2 separate regions of the Homo sapiens genome follow, and region 2 is linked to region 1. Evidence: read pairs that join two places in POLR2A ChIA-PET (ENCODE). Cell type or tissue: PC-9. All regions are shown on one strand.

The links. ChIA-PET counts read pairs that join two places held together with the same protein. Peaks named below come from ENCODE experiments on the same cell type or tissue, not always from the same donor. Only the 100,000 strongest peaks of a DNase experiment are listed, where the experiment ranks them.
Region 2: POLR2A ChIA-PET joins it to region 1 with 7 read pairs; 6 of 35 experiments call an interaction of 5 or more read pairs at or near these places.

The regions. Positions count from the first base shown.
Region 1 is chr7:129,375,122-129,379,121 of GRCh38, reverse strand. All of the region lies in intron 1 of AHCYL2 (adenosylhomocysteinase like 2), which reads right to left. LOC107986847 (a long non-coding RNA gene) reads left to right here and starts at 1,444. Exons shown (of 3, transcript XR_007060518.1): 1 at 1,444-1,592. RefSeq lists enhancers at 2,748-3,307, 3,308-3,868. In PC-9, a CTCF peak has its summit at 2,407 (motif pointing right); a DNase peak (open chromatin) is centred at 1,591; H3K27ac peaks cover 745 bases.
Region 2 is chr7:129,452,059-129,456,058 of GRCh38, reverse strand. STRIP2 (striatin interacting protein 2) reads right to left here. Exons shown (of 21, transcript NM_020704.3): 5 at 2,712-2,832; 6 at 1,849-1,917; 7 at 1,532-1,638; 8 at 688-815. Among named protein-coding and RNA genes, the nearest start is that of STRIP2, 20 kb to the right of the region's middle. In PC-9, no CTCF peak of the experiment used is centred here; DNase peaks (open chromatin) are centred at 1,728 and 2,998; H3K4me3 peaks cover 470 bases; H3K27ac peaks cover 3,643 bases.

The DNA of each region.
Region 1 (4,000 bases):
TTTAGTAGAGACAGCATTTCACCATGTTGGCCAGGCTGGTCTCGAACTCCTGACCTCAAGTGATTCACCCACCTTGGCCTCCCAAAGTGCTGGGATTATAGGCATGAGCCAGTGTGCCTGGCTACTCTTTGACTATATGCTTTTTACAATAAAATTGTGACACCCCACTCCCCACAAATAGAGAATGGGATATTCTGGTTAAATTTTTAGAAAATTGAGTCATATTCAGAAATATTTTATACAGTTTCACTGAAAAGTAAAACTGGAAAGAATATTTCAGATTATCATATTTGTAAGCTCCATATATCTAGATGAGAAAATTGCAAGGTACAAGAAAGAATATTTGAGATTATCATATTTGTAAGCTCCACATATCTAGATGAGAAAATTGCAAGGTACAGGAAGGCAAAATCACTTGCATTCAGGTTTCAAGAATCTCAGGAAATGGTAATGATTTAATAATTTTTAAAAAGCCTTTTCATTAAGAATGAACATTCTGAAATTGCATTTAAATTCTGGCTATGCCACTCATTAGCTGTGTAATGTTGCTCAAGATGCTTTAGTGAGTCTCATTTTTCCATAAATACAACAGAGATAAAAGTACTTACCTCACAGGTTTTAGAGAGGGTTCAATGAGACAATGTGTGTAAATTGAAACATAGCAGGAAATTCAATAAATCTACTCCCTACCCAACCCCTACGGTTCAATGCTCTCGTAACTCTTGCAGGTAGCCACTCTAATTTGTTAAAGCTTTTTAAAATATATTAGTTAGCTTTCCAGTACTAGTAAGTAAATTTATTTTTTTTTTTTTAGATGGAGTCTCACTCTGTAGCCAGGCTGGAGTGCAGTGGCTTGATCTCGGCTCACTGCAACCTCCACCTCCTGGGTTCAAGCAATTCTCCTGCCTCAGCCTCCCAAGTAGCTGGGAGTACAGGTGTGTGCCACCATGCCCAGCTAATTTTTGTATTTTTAGTAGAGACGGGGTTTCACCATGTTGGCCAGGACGGTCTCAATCTCTTGACCTTGTGATCCACCTGCCTTGGCCTCCCAAAGTGCTGGGATTACAGGCGTGAGCCACCACGCCTGGCTAGTAAGTAAATATTAATTTATTTTTAAATATTTGATATTATAAAATACCTAAAAGCAGTAAGATTGATCATTAACTATAATAGATGTAGAAGGAGCAGATTAATTGAATGAATATGTATAAGCCTCATATCATACTCTGGACATTGCATTTTGGATGATTATTTGATAATGATTTTCTTACAATTTTATCTTTCTCCTATTGTTGGAGGTTCCAGCTGATACTTTATAATACTCTACAAATCAAAGGTCACTTGTAAGCTATACTTGTTTGGGGAAAAAAAGCTCATACAATTTATTGAACTAATAACTTTTTTGTTTTCTCTGTTTGTATAATTGCCTATTCTGGATCCAAGGTGGCATAGAGGAAGGTCTAATGAAAATGATCAAAGGTCTGACAAGTGACTCTACCTTTAATGATAAAAAGATGGTTCCTTGATGGGCAGAACATACAGTACACCAGAATGAAAGCAGGAACTGACGGCTCCACTTCCTGCAGTTAGAGGTAACTAATGAGTCACTTGAGTATTGCGACAAGGGACCAATGCCAAATTGAAATAGCTTCACATTGCCTTTTAGGGGGATTCATAGCATTTTCATAGCTATAACAACAAATAAAGCCTACAGAGTGCTTTAGGGCTTGCAAATTGTTTTCAGCAATAGGAAAACTCATCGGATAAGAAGTTCTTCATGAACTAAAAAAAATGACAAAGATGATTATTTTGCTCAACTAGCAATTTATTCCAAAAAGATAAAGTGCCCTTTCTATGTACTCCCATAGGACGTACATGAACTTTCATGTATTGCATTTCTCCTAGCACAGCACTTACCACAATGAATGTAACTATCTGTCTACTTACCGGTATTCTCTATAAACTATAGGCTCATAAAGGGAGAAGCTGTGATTCTTATTCACCCTTATATCTGCAGGCACAAATCCTAGGCACTCAATCAAGTGCTGAATCAATATATCTGAAGTAGCCTATTCTATCTTCACTGTCTATACTTGTTTGAATACTCACTAAATATGGCAAACATAAACCAAGTCTAAAGTTAAAATGATTTTTAAGGGCAAAAAGAGCTGGGAAGAAGAGGGAAGGTGGAAAGCTGGGGAGGTGGACAGCAGTCAGGATGCAAACTCTGGCTTCCGTTTCACCAACCTTGTTCAAAACAGTCACATGTCTTTATTCTTTTTTAGAAGCCCATCCAGGAAAAGGAATAATAATGGAACTTTTCCAGTGTCCCCTTTAAAGAAGAATAGATAAACCGTGTTTCAGATGCTCAACACAACCCCAACACAACCACACACCTGCGTACATGTACATGTGGGTGCATATGCACACACACCATGTACACACACCACTAGAGGGGGCCAGTCACTCTTATACTCTAGATTGTAGGCTCAAGGTGAATAAACCATATAGCTATCTAGCTGCATTATCATCTCAAACCAGTTTATCTGAGCTGAGCTGTCTTCTCTATAGTGTTTTCTATTTACAGCAATCCCTCCTTCCTGGGACAAGTTCATGCTATCTTTTAATACTAAAGAAGACTAGGTTGTACAAGGCTTTCTCCACTTAGAACATAGGGTTCTAAAACCTTGCTTACTGGTTAGACACCGAATTCAAGTTTCTTTAAGACAGAAAAATATTAGAGTGAGATTAACCACTTAAATATAAGTTATGCAATTTTCCGCAAGAAACGAGTATCTTTCTCTGACGACCAGAACATGAGTTAAGTGGCTCCCTGGTGTTTACCTCCTCTTAATAATTAAACACCAATATACAGTCCATTTTGTAATGGATTGGTTTTGTAATCTGCCCACCCCAATTGTGGTACCTTAGTAGATTCTACCCCTAACTTTCCTACCTTGTCTGGAACCAGGGTCTTTTAAGGTAATCCTCCTTTTCCATTTGAGAGAGAACTGCCTAATTCCAACAGGCATTAAGGCAAGGGAGGGAAAGAGACTGTTAAAAGAGGGGTAGCTCACCTTATGCCAGAGGGAGGGATGAAAGCAGGAAAGGAGGGGAAAAAGAGTATAAGCAGTCGGCCTTTTACAATAATGGCTATAGCAGCGGCAAGACTGGTAAATAAGAGCTTAGCCTCACCTGGGCCTTAATCCCAGAGTTGCCATTAACAATGTATTTCTTCTTGCTGCCCAGCATAGTGACATTACCAGCCCCACTGCCACCTCTGTGGTCCAGGGACCCTTGTGATCAGGCCTTTAAACTTTCCTCATCAGCAATTCTGTTGGCTCTGGTTCCAGCCAGCTTTTTGGGCTGGGGAGTGGGGGACTACTCTTCCTTGGAATCCCTGAAGCAGCTCCAACAACCCCTTCAGCAGTACAGCCCCAATTTAATAAGGCATTTCTGTTAGTGGCTCAACAGCCATTCCTAATTCTAGTGGCTGTTTTGCTTTTACTTGTTTTTTTCCTAAACACCTAATTACATGGATCCTCTGACCTCTAAACCTTGCAAGTCCCTTGACAAGGCCCAACTTGCATGCGCATAACAATAGCTTATTTATATAACCACTGCACTTTTTTGCTCGCTATAATTAACTTGCTAATTAGGTTCCTTTTCAACCTTACCTCCTCCTTTTCCATGTCAGATGATTTTAGTTAACCTAGTCTCATTAGAAAAAAATTAACCACAGAGCCACTTAAACAATGAGAGACTTCATTAAAGGAGTAAGAAAAAAAAATTAATGGTGCCAAGTACTCAGGCAGGCCCTACCCTACACTCTGTGTCCTTGGATTAGCCAGACTGGGGACACTGATTTCAGCTCTGTCACCAAGGAAATCAATTTTCTCAGTTCACTGCTTTCCTCTGAATTGTGCATCTTTTATACAGGTTTTGACATTTGGTTTCTAGTCCCAGCTCAAGATTGTTGCTGATTTGGCACAGAGTGACC
Region 2 (4,000 bases), 77 kb before region 1:
GTTCCCCCTATTAGGCCTGCCTTGTGAGATGGGAGCCAAAAATGAAGGATCAGGTTGAATAACTAGTAACAGAAATGTAACCACATATTTATAAGAACTTCATTATTTTTTAAAAAGCAAATCCTGGCCAGGCACAATGGCTCATGCCTGTAATCCCAACATTTTGGGAAGCCAAGGTGAAAGGATTGCTTGAGACCAGGAGTTCAAGACCAGCCCAGGCAACACAGGGAGGCCTGTCTGTAAGAAAAAATTATTTTTATTAAAAAAAAAATACAAAACCTCTGTTTATCTGGAGGGAGGGCAGGCACTCACCCCAACCTTTTACAGCTAGAGAAATTGAGGCACAGAGAGTTGCCCAAAGTTTCTCAGTATCAGCAAAGCCCAGATCTACCAACTTTCAACCAGTGTTCTCTCCATCAAACATTGGCTTTAATAAGAGAAGGTACCACTGACATCCCCAATTTATGGAGTGGCATCTCCCATCCATCCAATAGAAACATGAAACCCATTCTAACATAGAACATCTGATGTCTCTAGGACAGCCTTGTTGCCCCTCCATATTAGCAGTTGGCTAAGGGCTGCCTGTTCTGCTCCCTGGATCCAGCCTCCTGGAATGAGACTAGAAGAAACTGAGGTGGCATAGGGCATTGCTGATCTGATAATGTGGGAGTGGGGAGAATTACTCACCATGACCACCTTCCAGAGCAGGAGCAGGACCTTCTTTATGGGGAAGTGAGGAGCCAGGCCACTGCAGAACTTGGTAACCATGGAGAAGAGTAAAAGGGCAAAAGGCTCCTCATTATGCATGGAGAAGCCTAGGGGTGAGGAGAGAGGGGAGTGAGAAAGTGAGGATGAGGCAGCTAAAACCTTTTTCATGTAACCCTGATTCTGGACACACACAGGAAGGCACTCACCTCCCCTGAAGAATACCAGAGTACTTGGTCCTGAGAAGGAGGCTTAGCCCCCAGAAGGAAGCCCCTCAAGGGCAGGAAGGGACGCCATGGAATTAAAATGGCATAGGCCCCAGAGCTTAGGGTGACGCTTTGGGGTTGGATGCCAAACTAGAAGTAACAATAATGAAGACATTGCTTTCTGGCTAAAGGACTCAATGTCATTCACTTTTCCACATCAATAAATATATTTTTAAAATCCCATAGTCCTTCATATCCTATCCCTGTCAGATGACAACACCAACTTACATTTGAACAGAACTCAGTTTTCAAGGTGATTCAACTCATTTTTTCATGTGGGACTCGTGATAGAGTGGGAGAGGAATGGCTATCCCCACTTATAACCAAGGAAACCAAGGCATAGAGAAGTTACATGGCTGGTCTTAGCTCATAGATACAGGGCGGCAATCAAGCCCAGCCCTTGTGCCTGCCATGCAGTATCTGTGTCCTAAAAGAAAGGACATTAATTTTAAAAAAGAAAACAAAAGAAAAAACGACTGTCTGCCTCTCCTAGGCAGATGCTCTGCTTCCCCTCTCCCATTAGCACCCCATCCACACCTTCCTCAAGTGCCATTTCTTACTTAATTCAGTGCGGAAGGTCTCCCGGGCTGTTCTCCACCCACAGGGGTCTGTCTCTCGCTCCAGGCGAATATTTTCCACCATTAGGTACATAACACTCAGCAGCACCCTGGGGTTACAGAAGAGTCACAAGAGGTTCCCAAGGCAATTCCCAGCCCATAGTCACAGACCTCAGAGATGGTCTCTGTGGGAAGCCCAACCCAGTGAGATTAGCTACAGGGCAACTTCCTAATGGTCTGAGTCATCTGGGATTTGGGGAAAAGGTAACCCAGGTGCTAATCATCTGCCCTGTTCCAAGCCCATAGTTAGCCCCACTCACCTGAGCTCTGTGCTATCAGCTATGGAGACAGCTGGTTTCCGAAGGGCACTGCTACAGGCCTGGCTGTTGCTGCCAGGGGAGGAGAAAAAGAACAGGAATGCATAAGACTTCTTTTCTCTCTGTGCTCTTACTTATCACTCACACAAATATGAGTGCTTGCCATTCCCTGGCTAGGCAGCCACTAATGAAACTGGTCTAGAGTAAAGGAGCTGACAGAATTCCCCTGCCACCTCAGCAAACTCTCATCTATGGTGAAGACAAGGCAAGGGCAGGATCTGTGGTATCCACTCCTCTTGCATTCCCCACTATGCTTAGAACTGTGCTGGACATAAAACAGATGCTAAGAAACACCTGATGAATAATAAGCAGATTGCACCCTATCTCAAACTCCTGGGTGATGGGCATGAGACAAAACAAGGGGTCACTGTAGTGGTAGCAGCAAATAAGGCCACCTCTAGAACTATAGCCCATGAGGGAAAGAATTGGGCACAATGACAGGAATTGATTTCCTGTCTTTCTTGGGTCATGCATTCAAAATAGTTTCCCTCTTGAATTCCAGAGTTAGGCTGAGCTAAGAAAGTCCTTGAATAAAAAGAGAACCCACTCAGGATAGGCCCCTGAAGCCCAGGATTAAAGCTGTAAGTGAGGCAGAAGCTGCAGATGTATCCAACCTCAGGGAGGGAGAACAGAATATCAGAGAACATGGCTGGATGGAGGGGAACTGTCAATGAGCTTTGGGCTGAGGTGTGAGTAGACCCAGTTCCTCACAGGGGGTCTCTATAGTGAGGGAAGCAGCATAGAACATGAGGCCCCTTTAAGGAATGGGGGTTATGTAGGCCAGCCCTTCCCCTAAGGCTTCTCACTCAATTTCCATGTGGAGTAGCTCCAGGAAGGTGGAGAAGGTCCCCATCTGATACAGCAGGAAGCAGTTGTACCTGGACCAGTGTAGCACATCGACCTCTGAATCACATTCCCCAAAAGTACCTAAAGGACCAGACAGTTGTTACAGGGGTTGAGGGGTGGCAGTATCCCAGTTCTTTCCACCCTGCCCCATGATCTTAAGATTTTCCTATAATACTCTGCCTAATAATTAGGCTGACATAGGTATGACAGGGGCCCCAAGAACTTCCTGGAATGAGTCAGGGGAGAGGAGAGGTAGTCTCCAGGGTTAGGTCCAATGTGCTCATCAATGGCCTATCGTCTTAAGGGTGAGTTCTCCCAGAAGCAGATCCTGAGGTAAGTAAGGATTCCAGTGCAAGTAGCTTATTTGGGAATCATTCCCAGGAATCATCAGTAGAGATAGGGAAGAAAAGGAAGCCCAAAGAGTTCACTCAGGGGATAATTTGGAAACAGTATAAAACACACAACTCACAGTTATTCTATCCAAGAGGGGTGAGACAGTCAGGCTATCCATCCACTAACTCCTGTTAGTCATTGGATGAGGGTGCTAAACTAAAGGAGCACACTGATTCCCTACACTTCCTGGATGCCCTGTATGGGCTGCAGAGAAGGCCCTTGAGCAGAAGCTGAGCATGGTGGCACATGCCTATAATCCTAGCTACTTAGGAGGCTGGAGCAGGAGGATAGCTCGAGCCTATGAGTTCAAGACCAGCCAGGGAAACACAGTGAGACTTTCTTTTAAAAAACTTAGATAAATAAAGTCCTTGGGCAAACATATGAAGGTACTGGCAGTTGGAAGTTGGCCAGAGCACCAGACCCAAGAGATACAGGAGGGCACAGTCCTATTTGCTAGTCTTCTCTTCACCTAATGTCCACCCTTTCCCCTCTTCATTTATTATTTTTTTATTTTACAATTTTTTTTTTAGCTCCCAACTGGTTGGTTCTGTTAACACGCCTTATATTTATGATCGTAGGCTTATTTTCACTCCAGCTAGGCTATCTCATTTCCCTTTCCAACACCTGGCTAACAGGTTTCTTCTGAGCAGCTTTCCCCAATTACTCTATTTAGTTCTGATCATCTCCAAATTACTCACAGCATCCACTCCCGCAGTTATGTTGGCTTGAACTTTCAAAATGCCAATGAGAAACAATGCAAGGGGTCCATGTGTATCTGTGACACTCTCCTATTTCTCCTCAGTTTTGGGGCCAGGCCACAGTTGATGTCTTGTCTCCATGATCAGCTGGTGGTACA